Regions from separate parts of the Homo sapiens genome. Here region 1 is linked to region 2. A link is a loop called in an ENCODE intact Hi-C map of the cell type or tissue named here. Cell type or tissue: breast epithelium. All regions are shown on one strand. Each heading gives the region's core, and the rest is flanking DNA. Links, peaks and the distances in the headings are about the cores only.

Region 1 (8,773 bases), core at 1,714-6,713, 53 kb before region 2:
CTGTCCAAACAACTTGACCTTACTGTTTTAGCCTAGCCCTCATGTCTGCGTGCAGCGGCTGCCGCTGCTTTAATACTTTTAGAGGCCCTAAAAATCACAAACTATGCTCAACTCACTCTCTACAGTTCTCATAACTTCCAAAATCTATTTTCTTCCTCATACTGACGCATATACTTTCTGCTCCCCGGCTCCTTCAGCTGTACTCACTCTTTGTTGAGTCTCCCACAATTACCGTTGTTCCTGGTCCAGACTTCAATCCGGCCTCCCACATTATTCCTGATACCACACCTGACCCCCATGACTGTATCTCTCTGATCCACCTGACATTCACCCCATTTCCCCAAATTTCCTTCTTTCCTGTTCCTCACCCTGATCATGCTTGATTTATTGATGGCAGTTCCACCAGGCCTAATCGCCACAAACCGGCAAAGGCAGGTTATGCTATAGTACAAGCCACTAGCCCGCCTCTTAGAACCTCTCATTTCCTTTCCATCGTGGAAATCTATCCTCAAGGAAATAACTTCTCAGTGTTCCATCTGCTATTCTACTACTCCTCAGGGATTATTCAGGCCCCCTGCCTTCCCTACACATCAAGCTCAAGGATTTGCCCCACCCAGGACTGGCAAATTAGCTTTACTCAACATGCCCTGAGTCAGATAACTAAAATACCTCTTAGTCTAGGCAGACAGTTTCACTGGATAGGTAGATTCCTTTCCTACAGGGTCTGAGAAGGCCACCACGGTCATTTCTTCCCTTCTGTCAGACATAATTCCTCAGTTTAGCCTTCCCACCTCAATACAGTCTGATAACAGACAAGCCTTTATTAGTCAAATCAGCCAAGCAGTTTTTCAGGCTCTTAGTATTCAGTGAAACCTTTATATCCCTTACGGTCCTCCGTCTTCAAGAAAAGTAGAATGGACTAAAGGTCTTTTAAAAACACACCTCACCATGCTCAGCCACCAACTTGAAAAGGACTGGACAATACTTTTACCACTTTCCCTTCTCAGAAGTCAGACCTGTCGTCAGAATGCTACAAGGTACAGCCCATTTGAGCTCCTGTATAGACGCTCCTTTTTATTAGGCCCCAGTCTCATTCCAGACACCAGACCAACTTAGACTGTGCCCCCAAAAAAACTTGTCATCCCTACTATCTTCTGTCTAGTCATACTCCTATTCACCATTCTCAACTACTCATACATGCCCTGCTCTTGTTTACACTGCCGGTTTACACTGTTTTTCCAAGCCATCACAGCTGATATCTCCTGGTGGTATCCCCAAACTGCCACTCTTAACTCTTGAAGTAAATAAATAATCTTTGCTGGCAGGACTATGCTGAATCTCCTTAGGCACTCTCTAATCAGATATCCTGAGTCGTCCCAATTCTTAGACCTTTTATACCTGTTTTTCTCCTTCTGTTATTCCATTTAGTTTCTCAATTAATCCAAAACCATATTCAGGCCATCACCAATCATTCTATACGACAAATGTTTCTTCTAACATCCCCACAATATCACCCCTTACCACAAGACCTCCCTTCAGCTTAATCTCTCCCACTCTAGGTTCCCACGCCACCCCTAATCCCGCTTGAAGCAGCCCTGACAAACATCGCCCATTCTCTCTCCATATCACCCCCCAAAAATTTTCGCCGCCCCAACACTTCAACACTATTTTGTTTTATTTTTCTTATTCATATAAGAAGGCAGGAATGTCAGTCAGGCCTCTGAGCCCAAGCCAAGCCATCGCATCCCCTGTGACTTGCACTTATATGCCCAGATGGCCTGAAGTAACTGAAGAATCACAAAAGAAGTGAATATGCCCTGCCCCACCTTAACTGATGACATTCCACCACAAAAGAAGTGTAAATGGTCGGTCCTTGCCTTAAGTGATGACATTACCTTGTGAAAGTCCTTTTCCTGGCTCATCCTGGCTCAAAAAGCACCCCCCACTGAGCACCTTGCGACCCCCACTCCTGCCCGCCAGAGAACAAGCCCCCTTTGACTGTAATTTTCCTTTACCTACCCAAATCCTATAAAACGGCCCCACCCTTATCTCGCTTCGCTGACTCTCTTTTCAGACTCAGCCCGCCTGCACCCAGGTGAAATAAACAGCCATGTTGCTCATACAAAGCCTGTTTGGTGGTCTCTTCACACAGATGCGCGTGAAAACTATGTTCAGCTGATTTTTGTATTCTTAGTAGAGACAGGGTTTCACCATGTTGGTCAGGCTGGTTTCGAACTCCTGACCTCAGGTGATCCACCCACCTCGGCCTCCCAAAGTGCTGGGATTACAGGCGTGAGCCACCACACTCAGCCATGCCTAGGCTGTTTTTACATCTCATGCTGGGAGGAAACTGACAGACCCTACTGCTGTTTTCCTCCCACCCCAGACAACTGCTTTGTTCAGTGGTTGTGGCGAGTTAGAAACCGGGGATGGCATGGCCTAGAGAGAGGAATAGGGGGAGGGGAGTGTCAAATCTGCTATTTGACATCGTCATGACCAGCCTTGCCATTTTGTTTCACAGGTCAAAGTGAGTGTTATCGCCCGAAAGTTTGTCATTCGAAGCTCCTCCATGTCTCACTTAGTGAGAATTTTTCCAGACATTGGCAAGTGGTCTGTTGCCATCTTTAATTCTCAATGCTGTGGCAAAATGTGTTTTTACGGCCTGGTGTGGTAGCTCATGCCTGTAATCCTAGCACTTTGGGAGGCCAAGGCAGGTGGATTGCCTAAGCTCAGGAGTTCGAGACCAGCCTGGGCAACATGCTGAAACCCCGTCTCTACTAAAATACAAAAAGTTAGCCAGGCGTGGTGGCATGCACCTGTAATCCCAGCTACTCGGGAGGCTGAGGCAGAAGAATTGCTAGAACCCGGGAGGTGGAGGTTGCAGTGAGTCGAGATCAGGCCACTGCACTCCAGCCTGGGTGACAGAGCGAGACTCCATCTCTTAAAAAAAAAAAAAAATGTGCTTTTACGCATTTCGGTGGGAAGTAGAGATGGAATATCAAGGATGGTTAGAATGATGGTACATTCCCATGTTTTAAAAAGAGACGGTTGGCAGCCCGGAGTCTGGACTGAAATGAGGAGAAACAGTAAAGTGGCTTTTTGAAGGCCATAACTGAGGCAGGAGAATGGCTTGAACCCGGCAGGTGGAGGTTGCAGTGAGCCAAGATCGCGCCACTGCACTCCAGCCAAGGCAACAGAGCAAGACTCTGTCAAAAAAAAAAAACAAAAACTTTCACTTTGGAGTGAGGCAGACAAAGCTGACTCCACCACTTAACTGGGCCTGTAACTTTCAAGGAGTTGGTATCCTCTAACGCCTTATTCCCTCTTTTGGCTGCTGGAGGGAGGCAGGTAATTATTGCTATCTCCCAGGGTTCTTATGAGGATAAAGGAGATAAATATATGGAAATTTTACATTTACTCTTAAAACCTTGAGGTGAAACCACAGCAGTGAGCAGGAAAAGAGGGAGCTGCCCTCAGGGCAAATGCTAATATCAACACAACAATCCAGAGCTGGACTTTGAGCAGAGGGAGAGCAGAATCAACTCAGGTTCCCGGATTATGCCTGACACAAGGAAAGGGATTAAAGGAATTGCAGGTCTGTAGCTGTCCAAGGCTGTTGCAAACACAAGCCCAAATCTTCTCTGGAAGAAAGAATCCTGAATTCAGCAACAAGGTTTTCCACAGACTGAAATAAACTAAATCAAGGATTACAAAACCCTTCTCTCAGGGAATGCATTTCCAGTCAGCTCTCAACGCCATCAGGGACTTGGCCCAGAAGGCTTCTTTCCAGTGAATGAATTCTGTGCACGGCAGGATCTGTCTTCTCCTCGGGCTTTGATCTGGGGCAACCTGACCTCAGTTTCTCCTTAGAGGGCAGCCATGCTTGCTAACATTTTGATGCCCCGGACTATTCTGTTTAGCTAATGCATTGGCTTTGCTAACAATCAGATTTTACTTTCTGTTGCTATGGGTTTTTTTCTTCTTTTTTAGATATTTTGCCTGTGATCTATATAATTTTATGCCAGAAGACTTGGACTCAAGCATTAAGATGTAAGTGGACATCTGGTGTGACTCAGTCTTGCCTTGTAGGTCTGCTTATAATTAGAAAGAGGCATACCTACATTATAGGGATATGGGTGGGCTTCAGTTAGTACACAGGCTACAGCATTTATATTAATTCATACATAACTTATTTCACACCAACAGCCAACTTAAATCTCAGTATTGTATTATCTGTAAACTCTCAGGTGTTTTCATTATGAAGACTTGATGCCCTATGGAAGTCACAGTCCATATAGATCAGTCTCTATGTGGTGTCATGTTCAAGATACACAGTATAAGAGCCAGAAAAGCAATTATAGAAGAATTTTATTAACTTGCTTTTCCAAAAGAAGATGAGAGTGGATCAGACTCACAAGTTGTAGCAACACTTCTCATATTCCTATGTCTCTTCCCCTCTACTTCTTCCCTTCTGTGTCCCCCAGCACCTTTCGTTTGCTGCCTCCCCCTCTCCACCATGTTGTTCACCTTCAGCCTCCCTCGCCTCCACTTTTCTCACCTCCTATCCCTCCAACTTTCTCCCTGGGTCATTCTCCCTGCCATAAAATCCTTCTTGATCCATTCTTACAAAAGTCTGTAGAGACTGGTCTAGCAATGACAAATGTAGGGAGTGAGGGATGAGAAAAGCATGTGGAAGAGTGGGGAAAGGTCCATCCAGCAATTGCATTCACTTTGGTGGAGTGGGGGGAAAAGGGAAATTTGTGGATAATCCCTGATGAATATTAATTTTTATAACAGAGTCTTATGCCTATAAAAGATAGATATTTATATAATTATAAATGTATGTTACTTAGTGCTTCATATTATTATTATAATAAATATTAAAAGTAATTTATGCCCCAATGTTCTTTTTATAAAAAAGTTTAAAGTAGCTTTCAAAGATGCATACAACATAATAATATGTTCTATTTTTAAAACAGTCAAAAATATCTAACAAAATAATACATGCATTTCCCTTTGACCCAGCAATCCTATGTCTAGAAATTTATGCCTAACATATGTTGACAAAAACAGAAAATGATATACACAAATCGCTATTCAGTACTATGTTGTTTGTAGCAGTCGGAATTGGAAACAACCTAAACTGTACGGCATACCTTACCTATGGTAAGATACAAGAGGAATAAAATATGAAACACCACCCAGTAAAGAACTATGGAGCTAAACAAAAGAATGAGGATAATCTCTATAAACCATTATGGAGTGATATCCAGGATAGCCTCTCAACTAAAAAACAAAAAAAGGAAAAGAAAAAACCAAGGGGCAGAACTGTATATAAAGATTGCTACCTTTCCTCGAAGGATGAAAGATACATATTTGACTATATTAAAAATAAATGGAAAGATAAGTTAAAAACTAAGGAATATTATTGTTCACTGGGGAGGAGGGAACAGGGTAGAGGAGACACAGGTAGAACACAGATATTTCTAAATGTGCTTTGTTGTGTTGTGTTGTTTTGGGTCCATGTTATTTTTTACATAATTATAAAACAAAAAAATTGAATTTTTAAAAATTCTGAAAACTTGGGGAAAAAATTAACCTAACATTATGAAATCTGTGGCTTACTCAATGGTGAATTATTTCAAATGACTTTAAAACATAATAATTTGACTGTTTCCATATATCTCATGGAGGCTGAAGTGTGGGGATGGGGAGTAATTACAGTGTTATTATTTTTATTTTAATAGGGTAAGTAACACATTGTATTAGTGCTTCTATTAATGTTACTGGGAACCAAGATTTTTATGGTAATCAAAAAGAGATTGGAAATACATAAAATCTAAGATGGTAAATAAAAATTCCTATTATCTGAATTTGAATTGGAAATATAAGTATTATATCATAATGAAATTGTATTGCCCATAAAAATTATGAACTTCCTAACTTTGTCTATTACACAGACCTGAAAGAAATAAATCATCAATCCATTAGCAACAAGTACCTCTCAGCACCTGGATCACCAAAAGTGATCAGAACTTTCTGGAAAAATAATTCCTTCAGATATAAGTCAATAAATGTATAAAATGAGCCTGGAATATTTTCTTGTACCAGATTTCAAAAATTCCTATTGTCATGTCAAAAGACAAAAGGCAAATGAAACTAACCTGAAGAAGCTTTCACTGGCCAAAAACAAAATAATTGGATCATCAAAAAGAATAATGGCCACAATTCATTGAAGTACATCAAATATGCTAAAAATCCATAAATTAATAATGATATTTTAAATAAAAAAAACCAACTATTTATTTCAAAAATAGGCAAGGGAAAAATATTACATATTTATCTTGGCTTCCTTATGTAATCTGCATTTTGTGATAACCAAATAATAGTTGAGGGGAAGCTATTCTTTAGAGAAGAATTACAATTAATAAAAGAAAAGGGGCCGAGGCGCAGTGGTTCACACCTGTAATCTCAGCACTTTGGGAGGCCAAGTAGGGAGATCACTTGAGGTCAGGAGTTTGAGACCAGCCTGTCCAATGTGGTGAAACCCCATCTCTACTAAAAATACAAAAAAATCAGCTGGGCCTGGTGGAGCACACTGGTAATCCCAGCTACTCGCGAAGCTGAGGCATGAGAATTACTTGAACCCAGGTGGTGGGGGTTGCAGTGAGCTGAGATTGCGCCACTGAACTCCAGCCTGGGTGACAGAGCAAGACTCTATCTCAAAAAGTAAATAAATAAAAAATAAAAGGGAACAATAGGATCAGAATATCACTATTTTGCAGTCCTAATGAAATAATGATAAAGAAAAAAATCTAAATCTGCTAAACTCATTAATTAAGATGTTGTGGGGAACTTTATAGTGGATGGGTCAGGCTGACACCATCTGATCTTACTGATCAATTAAGAAAAGAAAGGCAATCAGACATCACGTGTCTCCTAATATAACGCTGCAGGAACAGTCCAACACTAGCACTGAAATAGTCACATTAAAAAATCCAAATCTGGCTGGGTGCGGTGGCTCACGCCTATAATCCCAGCACTTTGAGAAGCCAAAGTGGGTGTATCACGAGGTCAGAAGTTCGAGAACAGCCTGACCAACATGATGAAACCCTGTCTCTACTAAAAATACAAAATTTAGCTGGGCATGGTGGCGCGTGCCTGTAATCCCAGCTACTCAGGAGCCTGAGGCAGGAGAATCGCTTGAACCCGGGAGGCAGAGGTTGCAGTGAGCCTAGATCGTGCCACTGCACTCCAGCCTGGGTGACAGAGTGAGACTTCCAAAAAAAAAAAAAAAAAAAACATACCTGATCAGGCCTGTAGATAGTCTAGAGGAAATACGAAGTATGAGGAAACGTCTCAGACAAAAACCACAAGAATGTATCACCAAAGTCCAAAATGTGAGCAATTCTACAAGATACATGATTTTTTTTCCAAATAAATAAATGGTAAAGAAGAAGAGGGGGAAGGAGGACTGCTATAAAGTTAAAAAGAATTGAGACGCACAACCCGATGTGATATGTGAACTTTCTGACTGAATCAAATCAACTATAAAAAGGCATGTTTGAGATAACACAGACAACTTAATTATGTACTAAATTAGATGATTTTAAGGAATTCTTTTTGAAGAATTATGAGGAATTATGAAGAATGATTATGAAGAATTTCAAGGAGTTGCATTTGGAAATTTGAAATTTAAAAAAAATTTTAATAGTAAAAACAAAAGCAGAAGGTAAAAGGGAATAAAACTGTAAATAAGATGGATCCAGGACTGGATTTGGGGCATAGATGTATACATGTGTTATAGGAGTACCACAAAACAAGCTCTATGTTTGCAGCTACCAATGTGAGAAGGGAGAGAAAAATAGTGAGAAAGTGCTCAGTACCTACTCAGCAAAAACAAACAAGCTTTTCAGGTAGAGCATCATTCTACTGCTAAGTCCTGAGCAAATCCTCTGCCCTGGATCATCACTTAAAACAAATCCAGGACAGCTTCCCTTTTTAATTTGATTGGCCAAATATTTAAATCCTTTACTCCATACCCCAACCACCTGAACTATATAAGACCAAAAGACCCCTCATCATTTAAGAAACATTTGTTGAACTCTACTATATTTCAGTATGTGTGGTAAGAGTAAAGTATTTATTTACAAAGAAGGCAGACTCTGCTGTCAGTGAACTTAGAGTCTATAGTGATTTGCTGGCATTCATACAACCATCACATCATGCCAAGATAGATAGGTCATGAGAGCGAATAACAAAGATCTCTGGAAGCGGAAGGATTCCTCTTCAAATTCTCAGGACAAGTTAAGGTTTCTTACAGAAACACCATAACTGTGTGTTGTTAGCACAAGATGGGTTTTGCTGGGGGTGACATTCCACATAAACCAAAGGCAGAGGTGGTCTGCACATCCTTCTGGGGTGCTTAGTACATGAGCTCCCCCCTTATCCAAGGTTTTGCTATCCATGGTTTCAGTTACTCATGGTCAACCATGGTTTGAAAATAGGTGAACACAGAGCAATAAGATATTTTGAGAAAGAGAGACCACATTTACATAATTTTTATTACAGTATATCTAATCATTGTTCTATTTTATTATTGTTAATTTCTTACTGTGTGTAAGTTTTGTTTGTTTGTTTGTTTGTTTCATTTTTTGAGATGGAGTCTTGCTCTGTCACCCAGGCTGGAGTGCAGTGGCGCGATCTCGGCTCACTGAAACCTCCACCTCCCAGGTTCAAGCGATTCTCCTGCCTCAGCCTCCTGAGTAGAACT
Region 2 (8,773 bases), core at 2,331-7,330:
CTTAGTTGATAACTTTTGTTTAAAACAACACATTGACCTTTAAACCAATATGATGCCACCATTATTTTCACACAACTTATCACTTAAAAATCAAAATATTGCTCTCACAAGTATAAAATTTCTTAGTATAAATTTCCATTTCTTATTATAAAATCCTACTTTATGAAAAGGTATGGAGAGCCAGGACCACCATGAAGCCCACTCAGTTTAACCACTTCCTTATAGACATATCGTATTGCATCCCATGTGTTTTGTTGTCTGGGATGTAGGTATTTGCCTTATTTAGTAGCACATGCTCCTCCTCCCTTCCCAGCTAGAATATGATCTAAAGACATGTGGTTTTAGACCACATTTATTATGGCTACCATTTCTTTGGCATTACTTTTACATAGCTGGTCATATATAATAGCTGTATCACTGATTGCTGAGGTTGCTCAGTCAACTGAACTTTGGAAATTATATAACAAATTCTGTTTCTGAGCCTAATAAGAATTTTGAGGAACCATTTAATGGCCCCAGTGGTCTAATTTAATGGCCTAATTTAAGTGGTCTAACCATTTAATAGCCCCAGTTATGCCCAAATAGCTGCCACTACTGTATTCCTCAGGCAGCCATTGGTGTGCACATGACCTCTATATCCAGTAAGTAGAAGAATGAGGAGTGGGCCTATACTTTTTGCCAAAATCCAGAGTCCAATTTTTGATATTCAGCATAGATGTTAAAGAATGGGACCCTTATGAGCACCTTGATTTTACAAGCACTAGTGCCTTGAACTCTCAGAATCATCTAGATATGGTTGAAGATTATGCTTAGGACAGCAAGGGGCAGGAAATGTATGTCTCGGGGTTTAGGGATATATCATCTTTCTTGAAGCGCCAGTTAAATGGCCAAGTATGATTGCATCTGATAGAGATTTAATAAATCTCATGAGCCTCCATCTCCACATGTGCTTTCTTTCAACTGCAGCAGGCCTTCCATTTATGATCACTTAATAAACTTCGCCTTTGCATAGGCTATCCAGTTTCTAGAATTTGCCCAGTTTTTTTACTTGGTACCATGATTTCCCATCTCTCAATTTTCTGGAATGAAGTGTGTATCTCCAGTACTTAGGATCTATATTATACTGTATTTGCAGCCTCTAGACTAATTAGATAACTTAGCATATAGCCAGAGGTATGTAATTCAATATTTTCTTGAGAAAATTGAACTCCTTGAGGTCCTCTGAATCACCTGAGATGTGTGGGGCAATTCCTAAGTGTAATCATTCCTTTTAAGGTAAAACTGCCCTCATAACCATTACTATTGTACTAGAATGAGGACTACTGACTTACTGGCTATAAGCTTATTTCAGTTGGCATTATAGCCAGTTCTTTCAGTTCTTTCACTGTCTCCAATGCAGATAGCAGATATCTCTTTGAGTTTCTTTTTAAAAGTTTCCATGAGAGTTAGTTCTAGCTAAGAGCTGTATGTCACTGGCATTGAGCTTTCAGGAAATACCTGGTCAGAGCTTCTAGCCCAAAGTGTCTCCAGAGGTGAGCACACTATCATCCTCTTCATTGGAAATGAATACTTGGAATAGTACAGTAAACTATTTGTCCTACTGTAGTTCTTTATCTTACTACAGTAGATTTTTCTTACAGAAGACTTTCAAACAAGATTGGCTTCAAGAACCCTAACCAGTACAACCAGGGTTCCCAAGGGAGAGGGTGTTAAGACTCTGGGTTTGTTGGCAACCCAGTCTAGTTCTTTCCCTGTATTCTTGAAGACTTTTTTTCTGAAGTGGTTGGAGCCAAATAGTCACTGATAGATTGTATAGAGGGAATTAATATACAAAGGGTAGAACAGGGTCTGCTAGATAGCTAGCTAAAGTCAGCATGTGGTCAATTTAAGATGAACTGTGATTGGTAGCTAAAAGTTCTTTGCTGCTAATGTATGGGAAGAAAATAAAAGGATTGGGCAGAAATAGTAGTGTACTTTCCCTATCTTTATCACCCATTTGGCATTTTCAGGCCTATTTGTTATTCTCGTAACCTGTAGACTCCTACAAGGATACTTGCGGCTTAGTTTTCAATGTTTTATATTTCATGAAACATTTGTATCTCAACCACACCCCACACTATACCCCAACTTAGTTGCCTACTCATCTGTTACTTGCACATAAAGTCTCCTGCTCCTGAAAGTTCCCAGTGGGAAGATGTACAAATCTGGGGACACTGGCCTCCCCACTAGGGCAGTTGTCTCAGAAGTGTCTGAAGTTTGGATATTAGGGTTGAAAGGCAGACAGTATAATTAGCACTCTTATTTCTTCTGGTATTTCCTTACCATGATATTTATGGGTTGCCCATCAATTTGGACTTTTTTTCCACCCCATTTTTCAATACCTAGACTAATAGGTATTTCTATTGAGAACTTCCTTTTTCTCTTTTTTAAATTTTCCTCTATTTTCTTTTGGTTATTTTGAGAGCTGAAATTCACAGAAGTATCCTAAATTATCTTTTCCAAAATTGTTATAGCAAAGACTGCTAGTTATCTACTCTGCTATTCATTCTTCTTCCTTTTTCTTTAGCAGAACCTGATTTGTGTGGGGTTAGGGGCATCATGTGCTCAGCTAAAAAACTATAGTGCCCATCCTTCATTACTGCTAAGGATGGCAGTGGAACACAGTTCTTGCCAATAAGGTGTAATCAAAGGTATTGAGAGAGATACCTAGTAAAGCTCCTTAAAAGCCGGTAGCCTCACAGCATGTACTCTTTTGCCTTTCTTTCTTTCTTTCTCTTCTTCCTGCCTGCATGTTAGGGGAGATGCCAGACATAGAATAAACATCTCACAACAGTGAGCCATAAGACAGAAACCAAGATAATAGCTTGGGTCACATCTGAAGAGACTGGGTTAGACACTGTGTGTGAACTCAGACAGTCAGAAACAGTCATACTTTTTGCACACTACCACTATCCCCATTATCTTAGAGTTAAAAAAAAATGCCTTTGTCATGACAGATCCATACTGTTTGTATATCTCCAACACTGTTTGCAGTAAGACTTTACTGCCATCATGTAATTACTCTCACAATCTGAGATGTAGACATTATTTTGCATCTGAATCATTAAAAATAACTACTGTGTCTCTGGCCCCAGGTTGATGTTCGTTAATTATGGAGGACCCAAGATCTTTAAATGGAGTGGTAGCATGCAATTCAGTAGATGGCAATGTGGTCAATTTTGATAATTAGATAAAAATATTAGTATGCACAGCCAGTGGCTTTTAAAATAGTAGTAACATGAAAGTACCGTGAGATAGTTTTACAGCAAATCGCATGTTTTAAATGTATACATTCATATTTTAAGTGTTGTGGGGATGAATTACTTGTTTTATAGGTTTCTATTTTCAACCATGTTTTCCTGTTCTGTACTATTTGCCATAGCAGGACACTGGAAAAGATTTAAGACCTCCAAATGTAAAGGGTTATTGAGAAAGAGTTGCCAAAAAAGGGTCACATATTAGTTAGATAAGTTGTAGTTACAAAATAATATCTACAATATCTCAATTTATAGAAAGACAATATTCTGCATGTACATCTGTCTTAACTGGAAGGCTCTTATAATATCAAGTTGTTAATATTGGGGCTTTTTCTAGCTAGATGGGATAATAGTTTTTTTTAGTGTTCTATTGCTTTAATTTTTCTGTAATGAACTGGTATTACCTGTTCGTAACTTTTTTAAAGTTGAAAATAATTCCTCTTGATGGACATTTAACAAGAGAAGCAGAAGTATGTTGCTGAGAAATGAGTAGCATCAAGTCAGGAACAGTAGGAACAAAGGGACTCCTGCCTTTGCTGCTGATCCACCAGAACAGCCATCAGACTCCTCAGACCGCTGCTGGCTCCTGAGCTGCTCCTGAGCTGCCTGTGGGATCCTGAGTGGCAATGAGCCCTCGCTGTGGCACTAAAGATCCTCTTTCTTGTCTTGTTATTTCTTCATGTTACCTTATCCTATCCTATGGTAATATTGTCTCTGTCTCTCTCTCCCTTTCTCCGCCATAGTGGTGTGTGGTTGACTCTGTTTCTCGCCATGTCTTCTCACAAGACTTTCACCATTAAGCGATTCCTGGCCAAGAAACAAAAGCAAAATCGTCCCATCCCCCAGTGGATTCAGATGAAACCTGGTAGTAAAATCAGGTACAACTCCAAAAGGAGGCATTGGAGAAGAACCAAGCTGGGTCTATAAGGAATTGCACATGAGATGGCACACATATTTATGCTGTATCAAGTTCACGATCATCTTACGATATCAAGCTGAAAATGTCACCACTACCTGGACAGTTGCACATGTTTTACTGGGAATATTTTTTTCTGTTTTTCTGTATGCTCTGTGCTAGTAGGGTGGATTCAGTAATAAATATGTGAAAGCTTTTGTTTCAAAAATGTCTCTGTCATCTTTAAAAACTGTCCCTTCATTTATTCGGTAAACATCAGGATCTGTGCTGTATGCCAAACCCCTGGGTAATGCTGAGGATAAATGCTGAGCCAAATAGACCTTCAGCCTGTGGTGAGAGGGATAGATGCTGCTCAGATCATGCAGATGTATAAATGGGACAAAATGAGATCAGGACTACAGAGGAAAATAAGATACAGAGAAGGTAGAGTTCCTGGGCAAGTGGGGAGACCCACTTTATGCCTTCAGTATGTGTTCAGAACTCAATATAAGTTAAGACCTATAGGAGGCACGAGTCAAGTAAGTGAAGATTGTCATAGGGAGAACAAGTATTTTAGGCAGAGGAAACAGCATGTTTGAAGGCCTTGAGCAGCAATGAGCACATTATGTCCTTAGGGAAGTGAAAGGAGCATAGAAAGGAGCTGGCTAGAGCGTAGAAAGCAGAGGGAATGACTCTAGGTGAGTTTGCAGAGCTAAGTAAAGGCCAAACCACAGAGGGCTTTATAAATCATTAGAACTTTGTGCCTTTTTCTCCTAAGCAATCAGCAACCATTGAAAGGTTTTGAACTGAAACCATACTTCAATCAGGTCAGTTTTCACACTGGCTGTATTATGGAAAATGGATTTGAAAAAGAGACAAGAATGGTATTGGATGGAACAGGAGGCCATTGATAAAGTGCAAATATCAGTGACCAGTAAAGGGCCAGTCACAGATTTTGTCATTTATATTGCTACTCTATTTAAATAGGACATTATGCAGAAGCAGTAGTAGGCCATGGTCTAGAATTTGTAACATTTCTAGCTAGCAGTCTCTGCCTGTCTTCTTCACTCTTCTCTACATGTGGGTTCTTGTGTTTGCCATAAACTTCTGGACAGCGGTCATGTCTGAGAGTTATGAACTAAGAGTTATGAGATAATCTTTTTGCTCTTCCCAAAGTATTGCAGCCACAGCTATTAAGAGAATTGAACAAGTAATGAGTGCTTATGATGTGCCAGGCACTATAGTGGGCACTGGCATATGGAGTGAGTAAAGACAGAGTCCCTACTTTCATGGAACTCATTAAACTGGGAGCAGATATTAAATCTTGCAAATAAGTAATTACAAACTGTGAAGTGACTGTGTCTACTTGCCTTGTCAGTTACTAAAAAAAATCTTAAGGAAATAATCTTCATGGATCCCAGTCCCACGGCTACCTTGTATGATCATGCAGTTTGGCTGTTAGACAAAGATGGCTGGCCAAGGGAGTTAATCAGGACTACAACTCTGCTAGAATTCCACTTGCCAAGCCGCACCATTGTGCAAAGCTACATCCGCCCAGAGGGAAGGATACATTTTTCTTTGTGCTAAGGTGTCATGTAGGTCAGCTTCATCTCTCCCTCTGATATCAGGAGTGAATTCCCTATTCTCAAAATTGAATGGGAGGCTTTGCCTCATAAATACGTAGCTGCCCTGAGCACAGAAGTGTATAGGAGGTGAAGGTCTAGGAATGAGTGTAATTTTATGCTTATAAAAAAATGGAGTACACTCAATTCTCCATATTCATGGTCCCGCATCTGCAAATTCAACCCACCACAGATTAAAAATGTCCAAAAATTATAATACAGTAATAAAAAATAATACACATAAAAATACAGTATAACAATGATTTATATACCATTTATATTTTATTAGGTCTTATAAGTAATCTAGAAATGATTTTAAATATACAGAAGAAGTGAATAGGTTATATGCAAATAAGTATGGCCATTTCATATAAAGGACTTGAGCATCTGTGGTTTTAGTATCTGTAGAAGTCCTAGAACCAATCCCTGGCAAATAACAAGTGATGACTGTACAAAGAAGGCCTCGGACATAGATACATTTTTAGTACATAGATAATTTTTTTAAGTGGGCCCTTCATCTTCAGGGATTAGATCAATGTTGTATAGACCTAAGACAACGTGTCCCAGTGGTGGAACAGTGGAGGAAAAATCTGGTCTGTGCATCACGAGATGGTTGTACTAGGGTTAAGAAAATTAAGGGAATCATACTGGGAAAGCTATGATGGAAGAGGAAGGAGGAGCCCATATATAAAATCGAGTATTGGTTTCTATTCTTTTCTTTTTTTTTTTTTTTTTGAGACAGTCTTGCTCTGTCGCCCAGGTTGGAGTGCAGTGATGTGATCCTAGCTCACTGCAGCCTTGAACTTCTGGGCTCAAATGATTCTCCCACCTCATCCTCCTGAGTAGCTAGGATAACAGGTGTGCACCACCATGCCCAGCTAATTTTTTACTTTTTATAGAGACAGGGCCTCACTGTGTTGCCCAGGCTGGTCTCCAACTCCTAGCCTCAAGCAGTCCTTCCACCTTGGCCTCTCAAAGTGCTGGAATTCCAGCCATGAGCCACCACACCCATCTTGGTTTCTGTATCTTGAGTCTAGTTAATTGAACAAGGCTTTACTCCCATAATCTTAAGATTCCTGACTCAATTTTGAAATAATGGAATCCCTGCTTGTGGGAGTGATCCTGTTTCTGGGAAGAATTCTTCCACAATAGAAACAAAAAGCAAAGGACTAGGATTCGGGTAGCTTGAAGTTATGGCTCTTCCCATCAGTTTTATGATGTTGGACAACTGGTAGAGAACCTCTCTGGGCCTTAATTATTGTATTTCACCTGGATATATCAGACAGCCGACTTCCTCACTGAGTTACAAGGCTTGAATGAGATTGAAAACAGCTTCATAAACTGAGGCAATAAAACAAGGTTTTCATAAAATGCTACTTTAGAGTGTCAGAGGTCTGACTCTGAGCTGAGTTGAGCTGGGTGGGTTGGCTGAACCTCTCTACCTTGGTATGGTCTGTTTCTGAGTGGGGGTTTGGGCTCATCTGTCTTTAGGCTGCACCAAGGGCTGTGACTACACGCTAGCATTGATGATTGAAAACATTTTAATAATTTGCCATAAATATCCAAGACAATAGGTAGTTTTCTGATTCTAATAGATTATGTTCTGAGCATAGGCCATCTGTCACCTAATGAAATCTGAGGTCAATTATAGAGAATTTTTCCTCCATTTGATGGGACCCATAAAATTTAGGTCACTCTCAAGCACCAGCACCAACCTTAACAGAGAGCACATATCAAAAGATACAGATGTCTTTTGTTTGCCACATATCATATGAGAAAATATACTTGAAATTGTAGGATGATGTAAATGGGTATGTTCAGTATAGGTCTACATTTGATCCAGCAATCCCACTACGGGGTATCTACCCAGAGGAAAAAAAGTCATTATACGAAAAAGATACCTGCACACACATGTTTATAGCAGCACATTTCGTAATTGCAAAAATGTGGAACCAACCCAAATGCCCATCAATCAATGAGTGGATGAAGAAACTGTTTTTTATAGATAGATAGATAGATAGATAGATAGATAGATAGATAGATAGATAGATGATAGATGGATGATGGAATACTACTCAGCCATAAAAAGGAATTAATTAATGGCATTCGCAGAAACCTGGATGAGATTGGAGACTATTATTCTAAGTGAAGTAACTCAGGAATGGAAAATCAAATATTGTATGTTCTCACTCATAAGTGGGAGCTAAGTATGAGGATGCAAAGGCATAAGAATGACACAATGGACTTTGGGACTCAGGGGGAAAGGGTGGGAAGGGAGTGAGGAATAAAAGACTACAAACTGGGTGCAGTGTATACTGCTTGGGTGATGGGTGAACCGAAAATCTCACAAATTACCACTAAAGAACTTAACTTATGTAACCAAACACCACCTGTTCCCCAATAACCTGTGGAATTAGAAAATTTTTAAAAAATGTATTAAATCCACTCTTTGGAACTCAGATAACATCTCCAGAACACCCCAGTGCTTTGTTCCCAACATCCTTTCTAAGTCTGCACCAAACAGCACAGGCACTCTCTTCTCCTCACGTATCTTCCTTGATCATCACTGAAACTCATGTAGAAGGATGAACTGGAGAGCCGAGTGCTGAAAACCCCTCACAGCTGTCTTCTCTTCTCACAGCCTTTCATCAGAATGGCATCACACTATCTAATTTTCCCCATCTGGTAGGTGAGAAACGGTATCTCAGTATAGTCTTAATTTGCATTCATTTGTTTGAGTGAGGTTGAACACCTTTTCATATGTGTAAGGGCCATTTTTATATCGTGTTTGTGTGTGTGTGGTCTGTTCATGTTTTAAGCCCATTTTCATGTCATATTTTTGGACTTTTTCCTCTCCATTTTTAAGAGTTCTTTATATATTAGGGATATTAGCCCTTTCTGATGTATGTTGCAAATTTTTTCTTCAAATTTCTCCGTTGTATTTTTACTTTGTTTATGGT

What was found. Hi-C counts contacts between places; a loop is a spot of excess contacts. Peaks named below come from ENCODE experiments on the same cell type or tissue, not always from the same donor. Only the 100,000 strongest peaks of a DNase experiment are listed, where the experiment ranks them.
Region 1: a loop joins it to region 2, with 23 times the contacts of the local background. A loop is called at or near these places in 64 of 110 quality-filtered maps.

Annotation. Positions count from the first base shown.
Region 1 is chr3:187,168,893-187,177,665 of GRCh38, reverse strand. No RefSeq gene overlaps it. Among named protein-coding and RNA genes, the nearest start is that of RTP1, 24 kb to the left of the region's middle. RefSeq lists enhancers at 54-729, 941-1,771, 1,772-2,603, 6,322-6,823. In breast epithelium, for the core only: no CTCF peak of the experiment used is centred there; no DNase peak of the experiment used is centred there; H3K27ac peaks cover 1,309 bases.
Region 2 is chr3:187,116,595-187,125,367 of GRCh38, reverse strand. RPL39L (ribosomal protein L39 like) reads left to right here. Exons shown (of 3, transcript NM_052969.3): 3 at 4,040-4,420. The coding sequence starts at 4,068. The coding sequence ends at 4,223. It also overlaps the pseudogene RPL39P19. Among named protein-coding and RNA genes, the nearest start is that of RPL39L, 19 kb to the left of the region's middle. In breast epithelium, for the core only: no CTCF peak of the experiment used is centred there; no DNase peak of the experiment used is centred there.